Linked DNA regions of Homo sapiens: region 1 is linked to region 2. A link is a loop called in an ENCODE intact Hi-C map of the cell type or tissue named here. Cell type or tissue: natural killer cell. All regions are shown on one strand. Each heading gives the region's core, and the rest is flanking DNA. Links, peaks and the distances in the headings are about the cores only.

The links. Peaks named below come from ENCODE experiments on the same cell type or tissue, not always from the same donor. Only the 100,000 strongest peaks of a DNase experiment are listed, where the experiment ranks them.
Region 1: it touches region 2 in a loop (4-fold over the local background); 15 of 110 quality-filtered maps call a loop at or near these places.

What each region holds. Positions count from the first base shown.
Region 1 is chr20:2,992,650-3,008,878 of GRCh38, forward strand. PTPRA (protein tyrosine phosphatase receptor type A) reads left to right here. Exons shown (of 24, transcript NM_001385305.1): 10 at 12,407-12,497; 11 at 14,695-14,771. Among named protein-coding and RNA genes, the nearest start is that of GNRH2, 43 kb to the right of the region's middle. In natural killer cell, for the core only: a CTCF peak has its summit at 8,438 (motif pointing left); a DNase peak (open chromatin) is centred at 8,452.
Region 2 is chr20:2,849,092-2,857,091 of GRCh38, forward strand. All of the region lies in intron 1 of VPS16 (VPS16 core subunit of CORVET and HOPS complexes), which reads left to right. Among named protein-coding and RNA genes, the nearest start is that of VPS16, 12 kb to the left of the region's middle. In natural killer cell, for the core only: CTCF peaks have their summits at 3,183 (motif pointing left) and 3,382; a DNase peak (open chromatin) is centred at 3,140; H3K27ac peaks cover 604 bases.

The DNA.
Region 1 (16,229 bases), core at 3,584-11,583, 150 kb after region 2:
TAGGATCATGGTCTTATATCCATATCCAAATATTACGATTCTTCTGTTTACCTTACTACAAACACTCTAGAGCTCCATACAATCTACCAGAGCTTATTTCTCTGTGGCCTGGATCAGCAGGAGCACTTTCTCTTTTCAGATCACTCAATAAATTGGTCAGAGGCTGGGCACAGTGGCTCATGCCTTTAATCCTCGCACTTTGGGAGATGAGGCAGGCAGATTGCTTTGAGTCCAGGAGCTCAAGACCAGCCTGGGCAACATGGCGAAAGCCTGCCTCTTCAAAAAATTAGCTGGGCATGGTGGTATGCACCCGTAGTTCCAGCTACTGGGGAGGCTGAGGTGGGGTATTGCTTGAGCCTAGGAGTTTGAGGCTGCAGTGAGCTGTGATTGCACCACTGCACTGCAGCCTGTGTGACAGAGCAAGATCTTGTCTCTATGTAGGTAGGTAGGTAGATTGATTGATTGATCAGATGGATTAGATGGATTAAATTGAGAGATCAGAGTTGGATGCAAGGATAAGGTATCTGCTGTCTCCAAAACTCAAAATGGCCCAGCAAGCATTGCTCCTCTTTGTTAGCAGGAGAGGGGTGGTGGGGCAAGGGGCAACAAGTTGTCTTTTATGTTGGAGGAGATACCCTGACGTGCTGCAGGCCTTTGACTTTCAGAAAATTTGGCTGAGGTGGCAGGCCACTGTATTTTTATGTCTGACATGTACATCTAAGATACATAACTTCCTGCTTTTCATGTCTCACATTGATGTCATTAGCATAGTTGTCAAGGTAATGTCCTGTGAAACAGACAAAATCTTGATGAACCAGATCACAACACAGAAAGGTCAAGATGATTTATCACTGAGGCTGCTCTTGCCATGAGCAAGAAAAACTGCTTCAAGTAGTCCACACAACTTAAAAAGAACACACACTTACCCCTAGCAGTAGTCTAGGTACCAGGAGTTATATGTTAATCTGCAGAAAGTAGAGTACGTCTGGAAAAGTAACTGCAAATCTGCAAAGTCTTCTGTAGCACTTAAGATCCTGCGGTTCACATGGAGACTTCGCCTTTTGCTAAAGAGATCACTGCTCTAGGAGCTTACATTTGCTCTTTCTGTGATGGTTCTTATCCAGTGGGCTAGGGAATCTGTGTGTCTTTGGGCATTACCTAATGGCCAATGTTATTGAAAATCAAGGTGGCACAGAGGGAGGTCTAGCCAACTTCACAGAGCCGGGAGCATCTAGTTTCTTTCCCTCCCTTTTGGAGGCCCTGACAGACAGGCAGGCAGGCAGACAGACAGATCGACAGACAGGTAAGATAGATTAGATAGATTAATAGGTCCTAATGTGAAGCCACCTCAGGCCAAAATTCCTTCCATCAGCTGGCCTGCAAAGGCTCCGTTCTAACTAGCATATCTTAGCGACATTCTGAGTTCCTAGCAAGTAGCTACCTCAAGGCCAGGACCTAGCAGACCCCAAAAGATGCATTTCCCTTTACCTAGTACAGTTGCCATGGCAAATATCTGCAGATTATTAAGAAAAGATGAGGAGGGAGGTTTATAATATATGTGTGTTAATGCGCTGTGGCAGGGTTCCTCCTTACAGATGCCTGGCCTCCCTGTTATTGAAGGGTTCTGGGTCTGAAATGACCCAGGCCTACGAGTTGGATGAGGGGGCCCCCTCTCTAGCATGGTGGTCTAGTAGGCTGCCTAAACTGACCTGGAAAGCTACTTTCCGTTTCCATTACTGGGAGCTTCACAATGAATTATTCACAGCCATAAACGTCTGATCATGGTCTCCAACAGTCTTTCTAGCCCACTTAGATCAGGAATCCCATTTTGAAATAGTCCCTTCCACTAGCATCTCACGCTGCTGAGGACAGCCAGGAAAGCACTTCTGAAAGATTCCAGTGCTTTCCTCACCAGTGTATAGCCTCAGCAAGGCATGTGATGTGGATCCCATCAAGGGCATACTGAAGGTGTCAGTAGAAGGCTGAGCCTTTAGAGTCCATATGCCACTCTGGTCTCCTCTACTTTGTGCCCAGGTTTTTCTGGCTTTTCATTATCACCTCACTAAATCCAGCATTCAGTCCAGGTTTCCACTGGCGAGCCTAGCTCAACATTAAAACCATGGCCAGTTACCTGAGCTGTTACACTACCTGCAGAAGTTCTTTTGACCATACCATAATTAGAAATTTGGCTTTATCCAGGCTGGGCACAATGGCTCATGCCTGTAATCCCAGAACTTTGGGAGGCTGAGGCAGGCAGATCACTTGAGGTCAGGAGTTTGAGACCAGCCTGACCAACATGCTGAAACCCTGTCTCTACTAAAAATACAAAAATTAGCCGGGCATGGTGGTGAGTGCCTGTAATCCCAGCTACTCGGGAGGCTGAGGCAGGAGAATCGCTTGAACCCGGGAGGCAGAGGTTGCAGTGAGCCAAGATTGCACCACTGCTCTCCAGCCTGGGGGACAGAACAAGACTCCATCTCAAAAAAGAAAAGAAATTTGGCTTTAACCAAGTCATACTCTCCCTTCCTTGTTATAACGTCTCCAAAATCTATATCAACAATTGTTCCTATCATTTGTAATGATCCAGCTCAGTGAATTCCTGTAGTTTCTTCTGGATATTTATTAGCTCTTTACTTTTTTTCCCCCGCTGTAGAGACGGGGTCTTGTTGTGTTGCCCAGGCTGGTCTTGAACTCCTGATCTCAAGCAGTCCTCCCACCTTGGTCTCCCAGAGTGCTGGGATTACAGGCATGAGCTACTGTGCCTGGCCAGCATTTTACTTTTCTACCTTATTTATGCATTTTACCCTCAGGTCATGTTATGCTTGCATTCTGGTAATGTGTGGGCAATGCAGGCTGGGTTGTGGGGCAGTTTTCATCATGACAGCAAGATGCAGTAGAGAGCATAATAGAGATTTTTGGAAATTAACTTTCTTTGGGTCCTCTCTTTTATCATCATTTCTGTTGTCTCACTTAAAGCCTTATCTTTCTCATGAGCAACCCAGGAAAGATGTGAATTCTGTGGCATTAAAATTCAGCAACTCGCAAAATTTGGAAACCTTAACATTTCACTTAGCAAAATACATATATAGTAATGTAAAGGCCCTGAGTCTTGGGTTTTCATTTCAAGGTGAGCATTTGATATTGGAGCTGGGTTATTTCTTGTTTTGTTCTCTAATATTGTCAGAAGTAATCCTACTCCTTGGTTTCAACATTTCCCCTCTCCTTTTAATTGGGACACCCCTACTCGTTTACCACCAGCTTGAACACATCACAGGTAATTGCAAGCAATAACTAAAATAGTAGTTGTGCAGCTATGAACTGTGAGCAGCTTGCTCTTTCCCATCCTGGCAATTGGTTGTCAGTTTCTTTCCTTCCATCTGAACCCAGTAACATCACCCACGTTTCCCCTAGCAGTCTCTCAACTACAACCCACTCTGATAGTAATTGCTAAATCAGTTAAGGTCCTCTAGTTAAAAGCAAGAGAAGTCACCTCAACTAAATTAAGCAAAAACAAACAGAACTATTGATTTGGGAAGACACTGGAGGAGCTGGCAGAATCAGAAGGTAAGTTGGAGTACCAAGTCTCAGGTAGAGCCGACCTTGGTGGCTTTGGGGCCCTTCTAGGGAAGCCCCTGCTTCTTCCTAGTTTTCAAAATCCTGGGAGAGAATCTGATTGGCTCAGTATCAGTCAGGTATGACTGTGTTTGGATCAGTCAGCCCTGGGAGAGAAGAGGAGAAATAACACATAGGGCAAACAAACCAATTTGTGTCTACTGTCATAGAATAATATTTTTAGTAACCATCAGATGGGGAAGGCCTTTCTAAGCTACTTAGAAGATTTAGATGCCAGAATGGAAAAGTTTGAAAGATAGCAAATATATTAAAATGTGAAACATCTTTGTGACAAATGATGTCGTAAAAAAGTGGCCAACTGGGAGAATCTATTTGCCATAGGTAGACAAAGAATGTTCCAGAATATACAAACCTGTGAGTAAAAGGTAAACAATCCAGTCAAGAAACTGGCAATTTACAGAAGAAATACAGATGGTCTATAAAGATATGAAAAGAAGATCAACTATATCTAGTAATCAGGGAAATACAGATTAAAGCTAACCATTATTTTGGACCTATCAGATTTGAAAATTTAAAAAGCTTTATATCAAATGTGGACAAAAGTATGGGGCTGCAGAGACTTACAGGTGGGGGAGTTTAAATTGGTATTGCATTGGAGGGATGATTCTGGCAGTACCAATCATTATTTAAATGTTTGAGTTTTCTGACCAAGCTTCTGAGATTCTTAACAGAAAAAGCCATGTACAAAGATGTTTATGACAGCATTATTTATAATAGCAAAGAAGATAAAAACGCAAATATCTGTCAAATAGAATGGCCAGATGATTTCTTATATCCATTATGATATTCTATACTATCATTAAAATAAATGTGTTCACATAGATCTCTAAGTTATATTGTTATGTGAGAAAACATATGTGGGATAATTTCATTTTTGTTTTCAAAAATATGTATATCTGTGTGTGTTTGGGTATGTTAATGCTTTTTTTTTTAAGTCTGAAAGACTACAAATTGTCAACAGTGGCTGCCTACAAGGGGGCTGGAAGAGAGGAGAGACATAATAGGGAACTTTGTTTTCTACTAAATTATTTGACTTAAAACAAGCATATTCTTTTTATAATATTTTTAAAGCAGATTTTTTTGAATATGGGAAATAAATCTAATGGACTTAGTTTGCTTCGATGGATATATAACATCTAGAATAAAGAAGTTCCTATGCCTAGTTTGAACTGTGTCAGGAGTCTTGTGGTCAGGTCTCTATAAAAAGGGATATCACCAAATGGGATGTTGTTCTGGAGAGAAACTGGACCATGGGGGTGAATAACTAAAGGAACAACACTCATAGGACATGACAGCTGTTTTCAGATATGTGACAGGCTAAAAGGAGACTGTAGCATTTCCGTGAATGCCCACCTGATTAGAAGTTCTAGGCTGTGGCTTTCATCCTAATTACAAGCTGGAGCTTTTTTGTTCACCAGCATTTGTCTTTCTAGGAATCATTGAATTTATTCAAAAGAAATACTTTGAAAAACCACTCAGAAGCCCCCATTTTCAGGGAAAATTGAGGTCTTTAAGGCATTATCAAGGTTTAAAAAGAAACAAAAAGATAAAATTGTGTTAGCTTCTGGCTGGGTGCAGTTGTTCATGCCTGTAATCTAGCACTTTGGGAAGCCAATGCGGGAAGATTGAGGCCAGGAGTTTAAGACCAGCCTAGGCAATGTAGCAAGACCTTATCTCTACAAAACAATTTTTTTTAATTAGCCAGGCGTGATGGCACATGCCTGTAGTTCTAGCTACTCAGGGGGCTGAGGTGGGAGAATCATTTGAGCCCAACACTTGGAGGCTACAGTGTGAGCTATAGTGCTAACTTTATAGAGCTGCAGGAGCTACAGTGAGCTACAGTGATCACCGCACTGCCCTCCAGCCTCCTGGCTACCAGAGTGAGACTCTGTCTCAAAAAAAAAAAAAAAAAAAGGCTTAGCTCCTGAGAGGAATGGGATAGGAGAGAAAGAAAAGAGGGAAAGAGGTGAAGCCAGTGAAATAGTCAGAATCTGTGCGATGTGAGATGTGACCTTCCTCAGGACCTCACATCTCTTAGATTGCCAGGTGAAGAAGGCATGTGTGTGTCACTAGTGATGGGACTGAGTGTGGCATCTGAGTTGAGATGGGTGAAATCGCCTCTACATTGATGAGTTGTCCCAAAATAAGTGAATCAGAGTCACAGTCCTGTGGGAATTAGCAGGAACTGTGACAAGGGCTTTGGAATTCCACTGTCCAGAGAGTTGGGAGTTTGCGTTTTGCAAGGGGCAGAAAAGATGCCCGCTGACATCTGGGTTTTACATTGCTTAGTACGAGGGAAATGCAAAAGAAATTGTGTGTCTGGGTGTTGGGTCGTTTTAAACAGAACTGTTCCAAGACCTACCTTGGAAGGTAGTAAATTTCCCATCACTCTAGTGTTCAGTCACTGGTGACTATTGGGTGAGAGTATTGAAAGGAGATTCAGACTTAAAAGTGAATGAGATTCAGACCTGTACTGGAGATCTAGGCAAGAAAAGAAAGGTATAAGGATTGCAAAGGAAGGGACAAAATATAAATTTTTCACAGACCAAATACTGTCTTCAGAAAAACCCACAGATTCATCAGACATATTATAGAATTAATATGACATATTATATTATAGAATTAATAAATATGACATATTTATAATTTATTATATATGACATATTTATAATTAATAAATATGACATTATAGAATTAATATGACATATTATAGAATTAATATTCATCAGACATATTATGGAATTAGCAAGGTTGCTAGATACAGAAGCAGCATAAAAATTTAATGCATTTCTATACATAGGCCACAAACAGAAAACCTAATAATACCTTTTAAAAGGTGCCAATTACAATAGCATCCAAATGTAAAGTACCTAGGAATGGATTTAACAATTTAGAGAAAATTATTAAAATGTTTGAAGACATTAAAGGAAAATAGCTTAAATTAGTGAAGAGATAGGATCAATGGATTAGGAGGCTCAATTTTGTAAAGATGTCAATTCTCCCCCAAGATATATAGATTCAATGCAATTCCAATAAAAATCCCAACAGGTTTTTTTGTGGAACTTGACAAGCTGATTCTAAAATTTATATGGAGGAGAAAAGATTCAAGAATAGCCAAGACATTCCTGAAGAAGAAGAACAAGGTGAGGAGACCTGCCTTACCAGATATAAAGAGATTATAAAATTTTAGTAATTAAGACAGTTTTGTATTGGCACTGGGATAGACAGATCGACCAGTGGAATGAAATAAAGAGCCCAGAAGCAGATCCATTTGTAAGTGGAAACCTATTTATGACAGAAATGCTCTTGCAGTTTGGGTGGGGAAAAGATGGTCTTCACAATAAATAGTGCCTGGGACCATTGGTAACCCTGTGGGAATAAATGAAATTGAATGCTTGTCACATATCAAACACAAAAACCAATTCCAGTTGCTGTAAACACTGAAATTTAAAGGACAAAAATGATAAAATGTAGAGATCATAATGTAGTAAAATATACTTCTGATCTCACAGTAGGAAAGGATTTCTTAAGACTTAAAATGTTGATAAAAGGGAAGATTGATGAATTTACATGAAAATGCAAAACCTCTGTTCATAAATGATACCATAAAGAAGATGAAAGGGAAGGCCACAACCTTGGTAAAAGATAACACAGGTAACTGATAAAGGAAGAGTATCCAGAATATATAAAGAACTTCTACAAATTGTTAAGAAAATAAGTAGGCTGGGCGCAGTGGTTCATGCCTGTAATCCCAGCACTTTGGGAGGCTGAGGTAGGCGGATCACAAGGTCAGGAGTTCGAGACCAGCCTGGCCAACACGGTGAGACCCTGTCTCTACAAAAAAATACAAAAAAAATTAGCCAGGTGTGGTGGCGGGCGCCTGTAATCCCAGCTACAGGGGAGGCTGAGGAAGGAGAATTGCTTGAACACAGGAGGTGGAGGCTGCAGTGAGCCAAGATTGCGCCACTGCACTCCAGTCTGGGTGACAGAACAAGACTCCATTTTGAAAAAAATAATCCAGTAGGACAACGGGGAAACCACTTGACTAGGTACTTCACGGAAGAGGAAACTCTTTTGACCAGTATGCTATGGAAAGATGATGAACCTCATTAATAATCAGAGAAATGTAAATCAGTTAACACAAAGTCTGACAGTAGCAAATGTTGATAAGCATACGGAACTGGAACACTACATTGCTGGTGGGAGTATAAATTAGTACAACTTCTTTGAAAAACAATTTGGCCTTATCTGGTAAGGTTAAAGATACCTATACCTGAAATTCTTGCACATATGCACAAGAAAGATACAAAAATGTGTCTCAAAGCAGGACCTTTAACTGTAAACAACCCAAATATTCATCAGTAGTAGAATGGATAAGTAAATTTTAACACCGTCTCAAATGGAGCACTACAAAGTAGCTGAAGTTAGCAGCCAGGATGAATCTTAGGAACGTAATGTTGAGCCAAAGAAAAAAGCAACTCACCACTTAATCATGATTCCATTTTCCTCAAAAACTAGACTAGCAATAATAATACATTGTTTTGGATGTAAAAAATATGAGATACAAATAAAGGAATGTAATGATAATTATAAAACTTCAGGTTTACCAGTGAGAGGGGAAGGAAGAGGATATAAGGAGAGGAGCCCAAAGAGAGCTTCTAAGTTAAATTATGTGATGGATACTTTTTAAAAAATAAATATCAACAAATGTGAAAAAAAAATTTTTTTTTAACCGACATGTCTTTAAAAAATGAATGAGTACTTAGCCTTGGTTCCAGTTAAGGCTTAAACAAGAGATGAAACGGTCTTCGATGCCACCTAGTGTTTCTAGAGAGTTTAACATTTTATAGACTTCTGCTCTAGCTGCTCCTTCCTAGCTCTGTGAGCTAGGTTTTTCAGAGTAGAAACCAAAAGGAGTAGGATTCACCTTGTTTTCATCCGTGACGCAGGCTCTTCATTCTGAACCTTTGCATCTAGCGCTGTGTTCTCCAGGGCAAGCCCTTTCTTCTCTCTTGTTAAACAATGGCTCCTGTTTCTTCCTGACTCTTTTTAGGAGCCTTAGTCCACCTGGAGACCTAGTTTTTCTTTATCATGACTGAGGGAGCTAGGGATGCTGATAGGGCTGTGAGATGTAGTCTTTGTTATTCCTGACATTTTTGTATTGAAGACTGTTTTCAAGAGTCTTGCTGTCCCTACGTCTGTTCTACATTTTAGAGAAGGGATGCACAGGAAAACTAGTGCCTCTGGATTAGCCATCAGGGCTTAAAAAACTGACATCTCATCCTGCCCTGTACTTGGGTGGAAACCTGTGGAAATCTTATGTGAAGGAAGAGAATGCAAACTGTGGGTGAACTGAGAAATTCTGATCTAAAATAATGGTCTCTACTGCGTGTGTAAGAGTCCAGCCCAGGAAAATCTTTTCTTCCTTTTGTGGTATTCACAGCATAGGGTCAGGGGTAATTGCCTCTGTTAGTAAAATAACATGCAGAACCTCCAGGGTTTTAATCTGAAAGGAAATCTCTTGAGTAGGTGAGGGCAGATGGATTTTGAGGTCCTAATTTCCCTATCTTTGGGTCTTTCACTTTAATTTCTCCTATCACTGTCATGCTGGTTTCCAGTAAATATATTTGCTCCTTTCTTAAAGCTCTTGCTTCCCAGCCTGGGCAACATAGCAAGATCCACCTCTACAAAAATAAAAATTAAAAAATTAGCCAGGCATGGTGGTGCTGTGCCTGTAGTCCCAGTTACTCAGGAGGCTGAGGCAGTAGGATACCTCCAGCCCAGGAGTTCAAGGCTGCAATGAGCTATGATGGCGCCACTGCACTCCAGCCTGGGTGACAGAGCGAGACCCTGTCTCCAAAAAAAAACAACAAAAAACTCTTGCTTCCATCTGACAAAAAATTGGTTCCCTTTGGGTTGGCATTTCCTTTATTCAGTCTTTTTTTAAATTATTATCAAAGACAGAAACGTTCATTCTTCATTTCTGCCTCTTGCTCTTCCCAGTCCACTTTTGCCTTCATTCCATCTCCAAATGTAGTAATTTTTTTTTTTTTTTTTTTTTGAGACAGAGTTTTGCTCTTTCTGCCCAGGCTGGAGTGCAATGGCGCAGTCTTGGCTCACTGCAACCTCCATCTCCCGGGTTCAAGCAGTTCTCCTACCTCAGCCTCCCAAGTAGCTGGGGTTACAGGCATGTGCCACCATACCTGGCTAATTTTTTGTATTTTTAGTAGAGATGGGGTTTCACCATGTTGGTCAGCTGGTCTCGAACACCAGACCTCAAATGATCCACCCGCCTCGGCCTCCCAAAGTGCTGGGATTACAGGCGTGAGCCACCGCGCCTGGCCCAAATGTAGTAATTCTAATTCCAGAATATGTCTCAAATGCATCCATTTCCTTGTATCATCATTTTTCCATGCTTCTCTTCTTGCTCCTCTCTAGTCCATTTTCCATACAATAACAAGTAATTCTTTAACATGGAAAATGGATCACACTTTAAAAACCTTCAATGATTTCCTTATGCACTTAACATAAAATTTGAACTCCCTATTCAAGGACCTACCTGGAAATGGATGATCTGACTTTGCCAGGCTCATCTCTTCCTACTTCCTCCTGCCATCCCCATCAACCTCACCTTCTGCGTGATACCTGCACTGATTTTCGGTTCCTCACACAACCAAGCCTTCTTCCACCTCTGGGTTACCACAGATGCTGTTCTCTGTGTCTGGAATACTATTTTCTATACTCATCCTTCCTCAGAGAGACCCACCTGTAATCCAAATTTGGTGCTTTCTGATACTTCATCTCTAGTAGCATTCTGTTCTTTGATTGCATTCATCATGGTATATAATTATATATGTATTTGTTTTATTTGTTTAATGTCTGCTTTTCACCCACAAGTTTATATTGTCCTTGAGGGCGAGAACTGCACTTATATTTGATTCCCCACTCTTTGCTCTGTATCTAGCCCAGTGCCTGGTAGGTACAAAATATATATTTGTTGAAAGAATGAATGAAAAGTAATGCATGAATTGTTCCTCTACTGCTGAATACTACGGTTGTTCTCAGTTTTGGGTCATTCTAAATAATGATGAAGTAAATAATTAGGACATAAAGATTTTTATTTCCTAAGGGTATGTTCTCAAAATTGAAGTTGCTAGGCCAAAAAGTATTTTTGAAAAGTTTTTTTAAGGCTCATAAAATGTAATTTCCAAGTCACTTACTCGGAATTAGTGTTGGAATTTTAAAGTGCCTCCCTTTTTGCTTTCTTGTTTGTTTTTATAGTGTCAGAGTCTCACTGTGTCACTCAGGCTGGAGTGCAGTGGTATAATCATGGCCTTGAACTCCTGGGCTGAAGTGTTCCTCCCACCTCAGCCTTCTGAGTAGCTGGGACTACAGGCATGCACCACCATACCTGGCTATTTTTTTTTTTTTTTTTTTTTTTAATGTAGAGACGAGGTCTTGCTGTGTTGCCCAGGCTGGTCTCAAACTTCTGGCCTCAAGTAGTCCTCCCACCTCTACCTCCCAAAGTGCTGGGATTACAGGCATGAGCCACCACACCCAGCTCCTTTTTTCATCCTTAATTTTGAATATATGAAACATACAAGAGGAGAACAGATCAAATAATAAAATTTAGCTTCCCACTCTGATAAAACTCATTTATTTGAATACTTATTCTTTGCTACACATGAGATTATTTCCTTATGTGGCAGATGTTGTTGTTCCAATTTTATGTATTTATTTATTATTTATTTTTGAGACGGAGTCTCGCTCTGTCGCCTAGGCTGGAGTACAATGGCGTGATCTTGGCTCACTGCAACCTCCACCTCCCAGGTTCAAGCGATTCTCCTGCCTCAGCCTCCTGAGTAGCTGGGGTTACAGGTGTGCACCACCATACCCAGCTAATTGTTGTCTTTTTAGTAGAGACAGGGTTTCGCCTTGTTAGCCAGGCTGGTCTCGAACTCCTGACCTCAGGTGATCCACCCGCCTCAGCCTCCCAAAGTGCTGGGATTACAGGCGTGAGCCACTTCACCCGGCCCCAATTTTACAGATGAGGAAACTGGACCTAGAAATTTTAACAGATGTGCTCAAGTTCATACAAACACAGACTATCTCATGTCAGATCATTGTGTGATAACCTCCCTGCACTAACTAATCTACATTTGCTCCAGAACTGCTGCAAATTTAATGTCACCTCACCCAAATCTTCTGCTTCTTAACTGCTGCATCTATATGAATGCCCTCCCACCCACCCACCAGTCCTTGCTTCCTTGCCACATGATGCTAGAGGCTGGGGTGCCATGCCCCCTTAGATCCCTAGGAAGAGATTAAATCAGCTGGCCATCCAGAACCTTCCTGTGTGGTTCACTCTGAGATGCATGTCATCTTTGTGTGGTGGTAATTAGCATGAGGATAAATGGCCCATTCCTTCAGGTATGTCCCCATTCCAATTTACAAGGGTAGGCCCTTTTGGCCCAGTATCATAACAACAGGCTGCTAACCACATAGTAATCATGGAAAGAGCATGCTATACTTACATAACAGAAAGGGCATTCTGCCCCCTGAGGATTCTTGTGTTGTTGAACTCTAAGGAGCTTGTGGCTGTTTCGGGGGAGAGGAGCATTCTCTGTGTTAGGCTGCAGGTATTCACCTGGGCCCATGTTTTTCCCCCCAGGAAAAGGTAGAACATGCTACCAGGTCAGGGTTTGGTGCAGCAGTTTGCATGTTTGATGTTTATCCCTGCTAATAATTCCTCTAATTTCTCTTAACCTTTCAGGCTCTCCCTGCATGTCCTATCCAGGCCACCTGTGAGGCTGCTTCCAAGGAGGAAAACAAGGAAAAAAATCGATATGTAAACATCTTGCCTTGTGAGTGTCTTTAGTGTTTCTTGGGATGTAACCTGAAATTACATCTCTGGAGGGATTTTCTGAAGATGGAAAGAATCTTGCAATTGGGCACAGCAGGGTGAATAACAAGAGTGCGTTCATGGCAGTACTCAGTGGCTCATACCTGTAATCCCAGAACTTTGGAAGGCCAAGGTGGGAGAATCTCTTGAGCCCAGGAGTTTGAAACTAGCCTGGGCAATATAGTGAGACCTCATCTCTACAAAAACCTTAAAAAATTAGCCAGGCATGGTGGTGTGTGTCTGTCGTCCCAGCTACTCAGGAGGCTGAGGTAGGAGGATCCCTTGAGCCCAGGGGGGCAGAGGTTGCAGTGACCCAAGATCGTGTCACTGCATTCTAGCCTGGGTGACAGGGCAAGACCGTGTCTCAAAAAAATAAAGTAAAAGAAATGAAATAAATAATAATAAATAAGATAAATAAATAAGAGTAGGTTGAAGACTTTGGGCTGAAAGAGCCTTTATGGATCCCACATACTCAGAGTCAATTAGGATGATCCAGGAGGATTTTTGTGTCAGGCCTAAAGTTTCTAGGAGGTCCTGGAGAACAGCTTCACTAGGATCAGGCAGGAAGCAGGGGGTAATGGTGGTGGTAGAGATGGTTTTTTGTGGTATTCATTGAAAGAAATTCTAATGCAGAGTTCTCTGTATAAACCCTTCCCAGAGTTAGCCATTGCTAATCAGTTGATCCATAAGCTAACAGACATTTTTCTAGTCCATTGGTATCCAGAATGGGATATGCATAATTTAATGAGATATGAGAGGAAGATGTTTGAACCTCACTTGATTTTTATATTTGCTTTTCAAAAAAAAAAAATTCCTAATCCTCAGAACCTGTGAAAATGTTTTTTTTTTAATTTTTTGTAGAGATGGTCTTGCTGTGTTGCCTTGGCTGATCTCAAACTCCTGGCCTCAAACAGTCCTCCTGCTTTGGTCTCCCAAGTGTTGGGATTACAAGCATGAGCCAGTGAGCCCAGCCAGTATATTTGCCTTTTAAAAATTCATCCTTTTAAATTTTTTATTTCATTTATTTTTTTAGAGACAGGGCCACCCAAGCTGGGGTGCAATGATGTGATCATAGATATGTATCCTCGAATTCCTGGGCTCAAGTAATCCTCCTGCCACAGCCTGCTGAGTAACTAGAACTACAGGTGCATCTACCATGCCTGGCTGATTATTTTTTAGACACAGGGTCTTGCTGTGTTACCCAGCCTGGTCTCAAACTCTTGGCCTCAAGCAGTCCTCCCACTTTGACCTCCCAAAGAATTGGGATTACGTGCATGAGCCACCACATCTAGACCCTAAAAATTTTATATTTCAGGGTATATCATACATTAGCATATGTGCATAATTTATCAATAAATGAGCATGTATTAGAGATGCCTGCTCACATTTTTATAAGTGAAGTATGGAACCAAAAAATTAGGACCACTACACTATGCATTTACAGATACTTTTGTCTTTTTCTTTTTTCTTTCTCGCTCTGTCACCCAGGCTGGAGTGCAGTGGCACGATCTTGGCTCACTGCAGGCTCTACCTCCTGGGTTCAAGCCATTTTCCTGCTTCAGCCTCCCAAGTAGCTGGGACTACCTATAGGCACATGCCACCACACCCAGCTAATTTTGTATTTTTAGTAGAGACGGAGTTTCACCATGTTGGCCAGGCTGGTCTGGAACTCCTGACCTCAAGTGATGCACCGCCTCTGCCTCCTGAAGTGCTAGGATTATAGGCGTGACCCACCATGCTCGGCCTTGTCTTCTTATTTATGTGCACATGTTGGAGGAGGGGGATGTGTGTATGTGTGTGGGTGTGGGTATGTGTATATATAATACATATTTTTTAATATGATTGGTATACTGTACACATTTCTCTCTTTTAATAGTATATATTGTCAGTTCATCTGTCAAGAAACTTTCTTTTTTCTCAACTACTTAGTATTCCACATTGTAGATGCATCTTAATTTATTTAACTAGTCCCCTAATGATACTTAAGGTATTCCCAATTTTTTGCTGTTATACTGTTGGAGTTATATTGTTGGAGTGGCATCTTTATACAAGCGTGAGTCTGTGCACATAGGCACAGATGTCTCAACTGTCCTGGTTGCGTCAGGTTCTGTGAGAAATAAATTTTGATTTTACTGAAATATTGTTGGTTTGTTTCCTAGATGACCACTCTAGAGTCCACCTGACACCGGTTGAAGGGGTTCCAGATTCTGATTACATCAATGCTTCATTCATCAACGTAAGGATCGGGTGCTTTCCCTGTCACTTCCCTGCCTGACCATTGCCACTATCTGTTGGCTCCTCCCCAGCTGTGTGTTAGGAGAAATATTTGTCATTTCATGTTTTCCCTGACAAGTCTGGTTTTTTTAAGTGACTGAATTTTTTTTTAAGGTCAGTCAAATAGTTTTAATCATTTTCTATATTTACCCTGTCGTCATTCCCTATGGTTTCCCATGTAGAAATCTGTGTCTAAATATGTATTTTGTGATAAGAGTCAGTGAATCCTTTATTGAGCTGATTCTAATTACAAACAAAAGCAGGCCTTGCCCTCAACAGTAAAAATAAGGGAGAACAGGACAAGAATACCTGACATGACACCAGCTATATTATATATGTGTGTGTATGTATATATGTGTGTGTGTGTGTCTGTGTGTGTGTATATATATATATATATGACTATCTGGTTAGCCATATATGAACCAAGGCCTGAGGGAAGAGCTGATACTAAGAGGAGGTTTTTAAAGATGATTTAGAGAATGTTTATAGAACAGTCTGTATGAGAGATTTGAGGTTTTTGTTTGGTTGGTTTTGTCTTTGGCAGTAGCCTGAAAAAACACATAAAGAGTTAAGAATATGTTTTATAGGTTTGGGGGAAGCATCCTGTAGAGAGAGTGAATTTGAACAGAAAAAAGAGAGAGGGAAAGCTGGCAAAAGCAAGTCTGACTCCTGATGCAAAATGCATGAGAAGACTGGATAAAATTTCCACTTGCATGTTTATAGCAGCATTAATCCTAAAAGCCAGGTGGGAGCACTCCAAGTGTCCATTGACGGATGAGTGAATAAATTAAATGTGGTACATGCATACAGTGGAATGTTATTCAGCCTTTAAAAGGAAGGAAATTCTAATACATGCTACAACATGGATGAACCTGGAAGACATCATGGTAAGTGAAATAAGCCAGTCACAAAAGGACAAATATTGTATGATTCTACATATAGAATATAAACTATATATACATATGTAGAGTAGTCAAATTCACAGGGACAGAAAGTAGAATAGTGGTTGCTGGGGGAGGGAGGAATGAGGAGTGGGTACAGAGTTTCATCTGGGGAAGATGAAAAAGTTCTGTAGACGGATGGTGGTGATGGTTGCACGACAGCGTGAATATACTTAATGCTACAGAACTGTACACTTAAAATGGCTAAAATCAGCCGGGCACGGTGGCACACCTGTAATCTCAGCACTTTGGGAGGCCAAGGCGGTGGATCACTTGAGGTCAGAAGTTTGAGACCAGCCTGACCAAGATGGTGAAACCTCATCTCTACTAAAAAAAAAAAAAAAACAAAAAAAAAAAAAACAACTTAGCCGGGCGTGGTGGCAGGCGCCTGTAATCCCAGCTACTTGGGAGATTGAGGCAGAGAATTGCTTGAACCCGGGAGGCGGAGGTTGCAGTGAGCCGAGATGGCGCCACTGCAC
Region 2 (8,000 bases), core at 1-8,000:
CCTGGGAGTTCAAGATTGTCAGTTTCATGTGGATCTAACCAGATATCCCTCTTCCAAGTTTCAGGATCTCATTGTTTCCTATCAGTACCCTAATTTTCACATGAGAAATGGTGTGTTGGGGGAATTCAGCTGTTGTAATTCAACAACTCACACAAATTTGTGTTTGATTTTCAGCAGTAGCAGCTATGTGGCTACAAGGAATAAGATTCTTTTTTTTTTTTTTTTTGAGGCGGAGTTTTGCTCTTATTGTCCAGACTGTAGTGCAATGGCACGATTTTGGCTCACTGCAACCTCTGCCTCCTGGGTTCAAGCGATTCTTTTGTGTCAGCCTCCTGAGTAGCTGGGATTACAGGCATGCGCCACCACGCCCAGCTAATTTTGTATTTTTAGTAAAGACAGGTTTCTCCATGTTGGCCAGGCTGGTCTTGAACTCCTGACCTCAGGTGATCTGCCCGCCTCTGCCTCCCAAAACGCTGAGATTACAGATGTGAGCTACTGCACCCGGTTGAAATAAGATTTTTTTTGGGGGGGGTGGGTGCTGTTAGAGAAGACTTCTGCTTCTCAGAACATGACTCAAGCTGAGTGTTAACAGACCTGAGATCACTTTCTCTTTGTAAATGTTCAAGTGCACTCAAAACAATCCATCCCATGCCACCATCTATAAAGTCATCATTACTGCCACACTGGCAAATATAGAAGTCACTCCTACAGCACATGTTTCAGTTACCATTTCACCACAGTAAACTGCAGGCTTGATGAATTGTGATGCAAGTGCATACAGTGGGTTATAGCATCAGTTTTCCATTGACAGAGCTCAACACCAAGCCAGTTCCGAAATCCCATCTTTAGGGGGTCTATCTTCTGGGACTATTCCTTCTATACCAAGTCTGTACCAGTCTGGGTCCAGTCAGAAGACTTAACATGGAAAGTTTAATATAAAGAATTATTGGCCTGGTGTGGGGGCTCATGCCTGTAATCCCAACACTTGGGGATACCAATGCTGGTGGGTCAGCTGGGGTCAGGAGTTCGAGACCAGCCTGGCCAACATGGCAAAACCCCATCTCTAATAAAAATACAAAAAATTAGCCAGGCGTGGTGGCAGGCGCCTGTAATCCCCAGCTACTTGGGAGGATGAGGCAGGAGAACTCCTTGAACCTTGGAGGCAGAGGTTGCAGTGAGCCCAGATCGTGCCACTGCACTCCAGCCTGGGCAACAAGAGCGAAACTCTGTCTCAAAAAACAAAACAAAACAAAAAGGCCGGATGCAGTGGCTCATGCCTGTAATCCCAGCACTTTGAGAGGCCGAGGTGAGCAGATCATGAGGTCAAGAAATCGAGACTATCTGGCCAACGTGGTGAAACCCCATCTCTGATAAAAATACAAAAATTATCTGGGTGTGGTGGTGTGCACCTGTAGTTCCAGCTACTTGGGAGGCTGAGGCAGGAGAATCGCTTGAACCTGGGAGGTGGAGGTTGCAGTTAGCCGAGATTTTGCCACTGCACTCCAGCCTGGCAACAGAGTGAGACGCCATCTCCAAAGAAAAGAAAAAGAAAAAGAAAAAAATTATTTAACTGTGATAAAGGAGTATATGATATGGTTGGACATGGTAGCTCACGCCTGTAATCCCAATACTTTGGGAGGCCGTGGCAGGCAGATCACACAAGCCCAGGAGTTTGAGACCAGCCTGGGCAACATGGTGAAACCCCATCTCTACAAAAAAAAAACAAAAAAAACAGCTGGGCATGGTGGTGCACACTTGTAGTCCCAGCTACTCAGGAGGCTGAGGTGGGAGAGTCACCTGAGCCCTGGGAGGTCATGGCTACAGTGAGCCAATCACACCACTGCACTGTAGCTGGGCGATAGAGTAAGACTGTCAAAAAAAAAAAAAAAAAAGAAAAAGAATATGAGATATAAGAAAATTTTATGATAGCCTGGGGCCAAGGAAGAGTACCCAAGGAATGACAAACTTGGAAGAGGGAGCCTGTCTTCAGGCTAGGGTTCAGACCTCGTTGGAAAAATACAGTTGCAGCCCACTGGATGGCAGAGAAGTTGGTTTGCCCAGGTTGGAGCTGGTCTATAATATCAGACAAGCAAGAAGCAACCCTCTGAGGCCACAAGGGATGTAAAGACGTAGGCAAGCTGCAACTCTCAGCCTGGGGTGTTAGGTGGACGGTGTGAATGGGAGTGCTGGTGCAGGCAGGAGGCCTGCAACACACAGTGTCAATATGGCAAGGTAGGCCGGGCATGGTGGCTCACGCCTGTAATCCTAACACTTTGGGAGGCCGAGGTGGGCAGATCACCTGAGGTTGGGGGTTCGAGATCAGCCTGACCAACGTGGAGAAACCCCGTCTCTACTAACGATACCAGTTTGAGACCAGCCTGGCCAACATGGTGAAACCCCATCTCTACTAAAACTACAAAATTAGCTGGGCATGGTGGTGCGTGCCTGTAATCCCAGCTACTTGGGAGGCTGAGGCAGGAGAATTGCTGGAACCTGGGAGGCAGAGGTTGCAGTGAGCCGGTATTGCTCCATTGCACTCCAGCCTGGGCAACAAGAGCAAAACTCCGTCTCAAAAAAAAAAAACAAAAAACACACAGGCTGGGCGAGGTGGCTCACACCTGTAATCCCAACACTTTGGGAAGCCGAGGCAGGCAGATCACAAGGTCAGGAGATCGAGACCATCCTGGCTAACACGGTGAAACCCCGTCTCTACTAAAAATACAAAAAAAATTAGCTGGGCGTGATGGCAGGCTCCTGTAGTCTCAGCTACTCAGGAGGCTGAGGTAGGAGGATGGCGTGAAGTCGGGAGGCGGAGCTTGCAGGAGCCGAGATCGTGCCACTGTACTCCAGCCTGGGCGACAGAGCGAGACGCTGTCTCAAAAAACCTGTGGCTGGGCATACAGGTGTGCAGAGGACATTGGTGGAAACACTAGTGCACAGGCAGGATGCAGCCAGTGGCCAGGCATCTTGGTATAGAGAGGAAGTGGGGACCTGGTGTGGGCAGGAAGCCTGGAGTGCAGCGTCTGTCCAGACAGCTTGAGAAGGTGATCCGGAAAGTGCTGCGATGTTGCTGAGGGACCATGCTTTGCGGATGTGTGGCTGGGGCGGAGCAGTACTAGATATTCTCACACCCTGACTGCTGGCTGACCACCAACCCTGGAAGCACAGGAGGGCCCCTTCCTAGTGCAGTGTCCTTCCAGCGCCCTCTGCTGAGAAAGCTTAACATGCTCACTATAAAGGAGAAATGTTTAAAGGAATGCTGACCATTACCACAGAACATGGGTTAAAGGGTGAATTTGGAGCTGAGAGGCAATGCGTTGATAACTGGCATGCTAGATTTGTATGAATATCTATTTTCCTATCAGATGTTTTTTCACCCAATGATTTTAGTTATAGAATGTCAAAAGAAATGCATATGGGTTGTAAATTCAAATAATGCCAAAGTATATACAGACATGCTTTGGAGATATTATGGGTTCAGTTCCAGACTACAACAATATAATGAATATTGCAAAACACGTCACATGAATTTTTTTGGTTTCCCAGTCCATATAAAAGTTTTATGTTTACAGTATACTGTAGTATATTAGGTGTGCAATAGCATTATGTCTAAACAAAAGTACGTAACTTAAAAATACTTTATTGCTAAAATATGCTAGTGATTATCAGAGTCTTAAGCAACGTGTAGTATTTGTGCTGGTGGAGGGTCTTGCCTCAGTGATGATGACTACTAATTAATCTGAGTTGTGGTTGCTGAAGGTTAGGGTGGCTATCATAATTTCTTAAAACAACAATGAAGTTGCCACAACAGTGGGCTCTTCCTTTCATGAAAGATTTCTCAGTAGCATGCAATGCTGTCTGATAGCATTTTATCCAAAATAGAACTTTCAAAATTGGAGTTAATCCTTTCAAACCACGCCGCTGCTTTATTAACTAAGTATATGTAATACTCCGAATCCTTTGTTGTCATTTCAACAGTGTTCACAATAGTAGATGCCATCTCAAGAAACCACTTTCAGCCGGGCATGGTGGCTCACACTTGTAGTCCCAGCACTTTAGGAGGCCAAGGTGGGCAGAGCACTTGAGGCCAGGAGTTCAAAACCAGCCTGGCCAACATGGTGAAACCGTGTCTCTACTAAAAATACAAAAATTAGCTGGGTGTGGTGCTGGGTGCCTGTAATCCCAGCTACAGGAAGCCTAGGCAGGAGAATTGCTTGAACCTGGGAAGCAGACGTTGCAGTGAGCCGAGATCGTGCCACTGCACTCCAGCCTGGGTGACAGAGCAAGACTCTGTCTCAAAACAAACAAACAACAACAAAAAAAAAAAACCCACTTTCTTTGCTCATCCATAAGAAGCAAATCCTTATTTGTTCAAGTGCTGAGATTGAAGCAATTCAGTCACATCTTCAGGCCTCACTTCTAATTCTGATTCTCTTGCTATTTCCACTGCATCTGCAGAGACTCCTACTGAAGTCTTGAACCCCTCAAAGTCATCCATGAGGATTGGAATCAACTTCTTCCAAACTCCTGTTAATTTTGATATTTTGACCTCCTCTCATGAATCATAAGAGTATTTTATTTTTATTTTTTTTATTTTTTGGGACGAAGTCTCATTCTGTCACCCAGGCTGGAGTGCAGTGGCATGATCTCGGCTCACTGCAACCTCCGTCTCCCGGGTTCAAGCGATTCTCCTGCCTCAGCTTACTGATTAGCTGGGATTACAGGCACCCGCCACCACACCTGGCTAATTTTTATATTTTTAGTAGAGACAGGGTTTCACCGTGTTGGCCAGGCTGGTCTTGAACTCCTGACCTCAGGCGATCTGCCTGCCTCAGCCTCCCAAAATGCAGGGATTACAGGTGTGAGCCACCGTGCCCAGCCATGAATCATAAGTGTTCTTAATGGCATCTACAATGGTGACTCCTTTCCAGCTGAGATTGCACCACTGAAAACCTTTCCAGGCTTTCAGTTTTGTCCAGATCCATCAGAGAAATTACTAGCTATGGCAGCTATAGCCTTATAAAATGTATTTCTAGGCCAAGCATGGTCGTGCACACCTGTAAGACCAGCACTTTGGGAGGCCAAGGTATAAGAATCACTTGAGGCCAGGATTTCAAGACCAGCCTGGCAACAGAGACCCCGTCTCTACACACACACACACACACACACACACAAATTTTTTAGCCAAGTGCACTAGCATGCGCCAGTAGTCCCAGCTACTCAGGAGGCTGAGGTTGGAGCATCACTTGAGTCCAGGAGTTTGAGGCTTCAAGGCTACAGTGAGCCATGATCACATCACTGCACTCCATCCTGGGCAACAGAGCAAGACAATGTCTTTCTAAAAACAAAACAAAACAAAACAAAAAAAACGAGAGAGAGAAAGAAAAAAATGTATTTCTTATATAAGACTTGAAAATTGAGGCCGGGCGTGGTGGCTCACATCTGTAATCCCAACACTTTGGGAGGCTGAGGCAGGCGAATCACTTGAGGTCAGGAGTTCGAGACCAGCCTGGCCAACACGGTGAAACCCTGTCTCTACTAAAGAAATAGAAAAATTAGCTGGGCATGGTGGTGCATGCCTGTAGTCCCAGCTACTCAGGAGGCCGAGGCAGGATAATTGCTTGAACCCGGGAGGTGGAGGTTGCGTTGAGCTGAGATTGCACCATTGCACTCCAGCCTGGGCAACAGAGTGAGACTCCATCTCAAAAAAAAAAAAGAAAGAAAGAAAAAGAAAATTGAAATCACTCTTTCCTTGATCCATGAGCTGCACAATGGATGTTGTGTTAGAAGGCATAAAGACAACATTAATCTCCTTGTACATCTCCATCAGAGTTTTTGGGGGACCAGATACGTTGTCAATGAGCAGTAATTTTTTTTTTTTTTTTTTGAGATGGAATCTCGCTGTGTCACCCAGGCTGGAGTGCAGTGGTGCAATCTCGGCTCACCGCAACCTCCGCCTCCTGGGTTCAAGTGACTCCTCTGCCTCAATCTCCCGAGTAGCTGGGACCACAGGCGCACTCCACCATGCCCGGCTAATTTTTGTATTTTTAGTAGAGGCGGGGTTTCACCATATTGGCCAGGCTGGTCTCAACTCCTGACCTTGTGAACTGCCTGCCTCGGCCTTCCAAAGTGCTGGGATTACAGGCATGAACCACCGCGCCTGGCCAATGAGCAGTAATGTTTTTAAAGGAATCTTGTTTTTTTTTTTTTGAGCAGTGGGTCTCAGCAGTGGGCTTAAAACGTTTAGTAAACCATGCTGTAAACAATGTGCTGTCATCTAGGCTTTGTTATCCCGTTTCTAGAGCACAGATAGAGTAGATTTAGCATAATTCTTAAGGGTCCTAGGATTTTCAGAATGGTAAATGAGCACTGTTCTCAACTTAAAGTCACTAGCTGCATTAGGCCCCAACAAGAGTGTCAGCCCTGTCCTTACACGCTTTGAAGCCAGGTGTTGACTTCTTTCTAGCTATGAAAGGTCTAGATGGCATCTTCTTCCAATATAAGACTGTTTTGTCTACATTGAAAACCTGTTGTTTAGCCAACCACCTTTGTCAATGATCTTCGCTAGATCTTCTGGATAACTTGCTGCAGCTTCTTTGTCAGCACTTGCTGCTTTACCTTGTGCTTTTACATTACAGAGATGGCTTTTTCCCTTAAACCTCATGAACAAACCTCTGCTAATTTCAAACTTCTGCAGCTTCCTCACCTGTCTCAGCCTTTATAGAATTTAAAGAGTTAGGGCCTTGCTCTGAATTAGGCTTTGGCCTAAGGGAATGTTGTGATCTTATACATAGTTCACTAAAACTTTCTCCTTACCCGCAAAAAGGCTACTTTGCTTTCTTATCATTCCTGTATTCACTGGAGTAGCACTTTTAATTTCCTTCAAGAACTTTTCCTTTGCATTCACAAGTTGGCTAACTGGCACACGAGGCCTAGCTTTTGTCCTGTCTTGGCTTTCAACGTGCCTTCCTCACTAAGGTTAGTCGTTTCTAGCTTTTGATTTAAAGTGAGAGATTTGCCACTCTTCTTTCACTTGAACAGTTAGAGGGTTTTTAATTAGCCTAATTTCTACACTGTGTGTCTCAGGGAATAGGAAGGCCTGAAGAGAGAGAGAGAGAGAGACGATCGGGGAACGGCTCGTTGGTGGAGCAGTCAGAACACATACAACATTTATCCGTTAAGCTCACCATCATGTATGGGTGCAGTTTGTGGCACCCCAAAACAATTATAGTAGTAACATCACTGATCACAGATCACCATATCAGATATAATAATAATGAAAAAGTTTGGAATATTGCGAGAATTACCAAATTGTGACACAGAGACATGAAGTGAGCACATGCAGTTGGAAAAATGACGCTGATAGATTTGCTTGACTCAGTGTTGCCACAAACCTTCAATTTGTAAAAAGTACAGTAAAGCAAAGTGCAACAAAATGATGTATGCTTGTAGTATAAAAGTGGACAGCTCCGCAGGTGTCTACCCCATCTACCACCCTCCCCAAAGGTAATCACTGTGTCTGGTTTAGTATGGAAGTCTCTTGAGCATTTTTCTGTATATTAACACAGAAGTAAAATAATGAAATAGCATTTATTGTGGTTCTTCCTATATGGCCCATAGTCTCGTTTCAAGTATCAATTTCCACCAATTTGAAATGCTAGCTTTATTATTTGCTCAATTCTGAGATCTTTTCCTAGACGCCATCCTCTTCCATTGATCTATTTGCACATTCCTGTGCCAAAATAATAGTTTTAATTAATTTTATATAGTGTGTGTATCTGGTATACATCTGTTCTCATATTTTCAAAATGTTCTTAAATATTTTGTGGTATTTCCTCTTTCAGATGATCTTTTTCCCCTATATGAACTTTTTTTTCTTTTTCTTTTTCTTTTTTTTTTTTTTTGAGACAGAGTCTCCCTCAGTCGCCCAAGCTGGAGTGCAGTGGCACAATTTTGGCTCACTGCAACCCCTGCCTCCCAGGTTCAAGCAATTCTCATGC